Regions from separate parts of the Homo sapiens genome. Here region 1 is linked to region 2. The links are chromatin loops, found by intact Hi-C in ENCODE. Cell type or tissue: PC-3. All regions are shown on one strand.

Region 1 (2,500 bases), 750 kb before region 2:
CACTCACCACTGGACCTGCACAGGTGGATACTCCAAATGATCTCCTTTTGTGCACCCTCACTATAGTTTCATTATGGTCCATTAAACAGCAATAATTAAAACAAAATATATTGGATTTGTTTATCCTGGACTTTGCAAGGAAATGAGATTTGCAACGGTGTTGGTGCACAGTTGAGGACTACAGGACTTGTAATTAGCAGGGTAATTAAGGAGGTGTCGCCTTTTTACTGCAACGGTGAACTTCTCAGGGATAATGAACTCTCCTGGTGGAGGGGAGTCCGGCTGGGGGTAGCCATGGGGACCAGGGGCTGCCTATTGCTGGTCCAGCCAGTAGGGGAGCTGGGGCTCATTTACGTAACAAAATGCTGCATGCCAGGTGCTGTTCTAGAAGCCAGGGTGCACCGTGGAGCTTGCATGAGAGCACTGAGACAGACACCAAGCATGTGCCAATAAAGCATTTGAGAAGGACTTAACAGCTAAGCAGGAAACCAAAGCAAGAATAAAGGTGGAGAGTAGTGGGGACGAGAATTGGGCTTCTTTCGTCTCGGAAGTCTTCTCTTGAAGAGAAGACTTTAAGCCGAGATTAGGATGAAGTGAGGGCCAGAGTCTTGAAGGCCACCCAGGGGCAGCTTTCCAGACAGTGGGAAGGGCAAGGACTGGTGGGAAGGTGGGTGATGGTGTCTGGCCAGGCTGGAGTGGGAACGGGGTACAGGAATGGGTTTTCTCCCCGACTGCCCCCGGTGTGATGCAGAGTGTGAGGACACCCCAGTGACCTCTTGCTCTCTACCCCCTGACACAGAAGGCAGACCTTGTCCCCACTAATTTATTCAATAAAGGCCCTCTCTCCAGGCTGTGTACCTCAGGTGGAGCTAGAGGCAGAGGCACCTGGGAGGACATATTCTTGAGTTGGAGTTGTGAGGTCCAGGGCACATCTCCAGCTTCACCTGTGGTGCCCACCTAAAGGAGAAGGGGTGCCCAGCTACTGTGGGGCTAGGGAGGTAGAATGAACTCCATCATCTGTCCCTTCATCCATCCATTTTTTCATTCCTCCTTCCTCCTTCCATCCACCCACCTATCCATCCATTCTCCACCCAGCAGGCATTTGCAATTTCTGATACCCCAGGCTGTTCCAGGGCCTTAGTAGGAGCAGGAACACCCAGATTGGCCCTGGCTCCTGCCATCCACATGAAGCTCTCTCCAGCGGAAAAGGAGCTACTCCGTCTGCAGTTTGGTGCCACCTGGTGGCAGCTGTTGGCTCTGGCTGAAATCAGTGAGGATGATTCTGGGCTGGGTGGCTCTGTGCAACTTCAGGACAGCAGCAGCTGTTTCAGAAAGTACCAAGTAGGTTAATGCCTCTTCTCAGCCCAGTCTGAGGAAGTTGAGCTGGGAGAATGTTGGGGATGCAGAGACCCCTCCCTGCCCCCACTTCCCTTTTCCCACGATTGGTGGCAGGCTACCTGGCTTCCCACTGTTTCCCCTGTGCTCCCTCGGAGGCAGTGGTTACTACTCTGAATTTACATTTTTATGGAGTTTATAGTTCTGTCCAGTGACCCAGAAAGTATGGCCACTGAGGAGTCTCTCTGTAGGGCTGTAGGCAGAGAGCCCCATCTGCTGCTGACAGCCCTCTGAGACCGTGGGAGGAGCCAAGCGGGTTCAGGGGAGGCTCTGAGGACCACCATATGCCACATGCTAGATGACCCTGCCTGGGAGAAACAGCCAGCAGCCTTGACCTTGACTCCTTTACTATCTGAACTTGTGAGTATCTTTTTTCCTGGCCACGGAAAACAGACCCCTGACCTCATGACTGATTGTCCTAGGACCTGCCTCTACAGGCTTCCAGCTCCACCCCAGAGACCTTTAGCTTTGGGCTACCTGCTTATGACCTCTTCCCCCAGCCAGCCTCTTTACTGAAGCATCTATCTGGAGGCTCAGGGCTTTCCTACAGACCTCTGTCCCTGGCCTGGGTCCTCACATAAGTGTCCAACATCCCAGGCCGTCCCTGAGACCCTGCCTGGCTCTAACTTTGCCACCACTGACTAGAGTGGCTGACTCAGAGGCCTCTGGGATTTGCATGATGGATGTAGTTTTCCACATGGAGCTGTGCTCGTGGGTGTCTCACCACCCAAGAGGATGGGCCACTTGGTTAAGGAGGGGGAGCTGAAGGTTGCTCAAGGTGGAAGTGAAGATGAAGAGAAAAATACTTGCATGCCAATGGTCACTGATGGGCTTTCACAGAAATAGGAAGGACTGTGAGTAATTTGAGGCATCTGCAATATGCTTATTCTTTGATCAGATCATGTATCTACTGAAAATTTATTTTAAGAAAATAACAAAAATTAGCCCAGCAAATTTTTGTATTTTTTGTACAGATGGGGTTTTGCCATGTTGTCCAGGCTTGTCTGGAACTCCTGGGCCTGCCTCAGCCTCCCAAAGTGCTGGGACTACAGGCATGAGCCACCTCCCACTGCTAGTTTTAATTTTTTGTCTTATGTCCTTCGTT
Region 2 (2,500 bases):
TTATAAGGTGTTCATCCCAATGGCTTATATTTTAATTTATCATGTAAATTTAAATGCAGAATATCTTTCAATGTGTGAGAAACCTGGTTTGAGAAGCAAACACTGCCCTACCTTCTGCTGCTGCTAATGATGGACGAAGCAGAAGACACAAGCACTTCCAGGGCCCCTGCTAAAGGTTGCAGCTGGAACACACCATCCTGGCCATGGGCATGAGCATGGTGTACTTAATGCGAGCTGGGCACTTAGTTAAGTGCTCTGCCTGACTTTCCTCGCTTCATTCTCTAACAGACCCAGGGATTCAGCAGTATTACTATCCTCACTTTATACATGAGGAAGGGGGCTCAGGCTCTCTGAGCCCCCTAGAGACCCGGCTAAGAAGTGTCCGAGGCAGGAGTCAAACTCCATTCTCTGGCTCCTGAGTTCTGTTCTTTCCACCGAAGTTCGTGCCTCCTCCCCCAGCAAGCCTGGAGAGTGAGTGAGCCCTCACCAGGGCACAGACAGAGAAGGTCTGGCACACTCTTTTCAATGGAGCCCCCTATAGCTGTGGAGACTGACGGGGTCCAAGAACAGGACGCTATGACCTTGCTTCTCAGGCGCCCTGAGCTCTGGTGCTGTGGCAGACGTGTGCCTCCTTACCTCTGCCAGCTCCCACTCTCCACCACGGTCACCCTGCCCCACACCCGGGGTCTCCAGGGGCAGGCAGGTTACCACAATGCTTCGGGTGAGTGATGGCCCTGAGGCTGGACTGACCCAGCTCTACCCAAAGGCTGAATCAGGCTCTCCAAGGCTATCAGCCCATGGCTAACCACCCTGCCTTGGTCAAGGACAAGAGTGCAGGTGATTCCAGGTGAACCTTGACGCTGAACCCAGGTGAGCACGAGGCCACTCCACTCTCGGGGAAGGATCTCTCTGCCCAACACAGACTCTGGAAGCCAGTTCAACAAGAGCCACCTGCCTGCTTCCTCTGCTTTGACTTTCAAATGCCAGCCATGCTGCGTGTGGCTCTGGGACCTTGGGGAATGCGCTGACCCTTTGTGACCGTAGTTTCCCAGTCTACGGGCGGTGTAGGCGCCTTGGGAAGTAGCTCCGATCCCCCTCGGCAACCTCAGGGCTCCTCCCCTGCTAGTGATTTCTCCAGCCCCCACTCTCTCCCCATACTTAAGACACAGAACTGGGCCAGCTATGCAGAATTCACCTGCTCCGAGGAAGACTCAGTATAGAAAACCCTCTAAATCCCACACGCCCTGCCAACAGCACAGGGCGCACAGGACGGTGAGCTACAGATGAGGCTCGGGCGAGATGAGGTTGGGTAACCGGAAGCCAGGCGGGAAGGCGCAGCGAGCGGTCCGGGCACGCAGGAGGCCGCCTCCCCGAGGCCCGCCAGGGGGCGCCGTGCACCAGGGCCCAGGAAGTCGCCTCCGCCCGTGGCGCCACCCGCGCTGCCCGGCAGGGGTCAGCCTCGCCCGGCCATCCCCGACCCGGCTGCTGCACCCTTCTGACTCGCTGGGACCGCCCGCTGCGCCGCATCCCCCCCCCCCGCCCCCCCCCCCCCAGAGGCGCCGAGCAGCCGGGAGCTCCGTCCTGCCTGAGGATGCGGGGCCCAGGCTGCATCCCCCCGGCCCTGCTCGCCTGCTCATCACACGGAGGCCGGGGACAGGGTCACGGCCAGGGAGCCTGCGGGGCTAAAGGAGCGGGCCGGGAGCTCAAGAGCTGCCGCCGGGCGGCGAGGAAGGAGCCCCAGGCAGGCCCCGGGCGGCCGAGGCAGGGGAGGAGACGGCTGGCCCTGGTTCCAGGTGAGCAGCCCCGCCCGCTCTGCTGGAGGCCCCGCTTACCACCGGCGGGAGATGCGGGTGCAAGCCCTGGGGCGCACGTGGCCAGGCCACTGCCACGCCCGAGGGACGGGTTTTCGTCGCCACCTCGGCCCTGGTGAACCCTGTGACTGGAGTGCCTCCCAATCCCACCGTGATGCCCACCTCGGGGCGCTGCCAGGTGCCAGGCTAATGCGTGTGATCCACAGTGTGCTGAGAAGTGCTGACTGTCATTGTGAATGTCCGTGGTGGGGTGACGCCCGGGCAGGGTGCACTGGCCTGGTTCCAGAAGACCTGGCCTCTCCAGCTCCCACGGCGCGCCCGTTTGCTGCGTGGCCCATGCTGCTGGCGGCTGCTCCTGGCTGAGTCATTCCAAGACGAGCGTCCAGTCCGCGCTCTCTGCCGCCCTTCCCAGCGCTGCCCGGCAGGCCCCGGGAACTGTGCCCAGCTGTGCCCGCTTAGCTGGTGTATGACCTGCCTTTGAACTTGCTGCAAAGAAAGGTGGGTGAGGGAAAGGCGAGGGCTGGGGTGAGGGACTGGAGAGCAGTCTCCTGTCCCTTCTCCCCCTGAGGTCACTGTCCTCCAGCTGGTGGGCAGAACTCTGTCCCAAAGCCTTCCAAAGGAGAGGCCCACGCTGTAGGACCTTGTCCCCACTATAGGCTGAGGTTGGTAAAGGTCACAGAGGTGGTTCC

The links. A loop is a pair of places that touch in the nucleus more often than their neighbours do. Peaks named below come from ENCODE experiments on the same cell type or tissue, not always from the same donor. Only the 100,000 strongest peaks of a DNase experiment are listed, where the experiment ranks them.
Region 1: a loop joins it to region 2, with 4 times the contacts of the local background. A loop is called at or near these places in 15 of 110 quality-filtered maps.

Annotation. Positions count from the first base shown.
Region 1 is chr10:49,406,479-49,408,978 of GRCh38, reverse strand. No RefSeq gene overlaps it. Among named protein-coding and RNA genes, the nearest start is that of DRGX, 12 kb to the right of the region's middle. In PC-3, CTCF peaks have their summits at 128, 329 and 1,244 (motif pointing left); DNase peaks (open chromatin) are centred at 358 and 1,228; H3K27me3 peaks cover 117 bases.
Region 2 is chr10:48,655,318-48,657,817 of GRCh38, reverse strand. It overlaps a transcript of ARHGAP22 not described here. Among named protein-coding and RNA genes, the nearest start is that of WDFY4, 28 kb to the left of the region's middle. RefSeq lists an enhancer at 943-1,012 and a silencer at 1,263-1,852. In PC-3, a CTCF peak has its summit at 1,415 (motif pointing right); DNase peaks (open chromatin) are centred at 1,407, 1,767 and 2,187; H3K4me3 peaks cover 1,841 bases.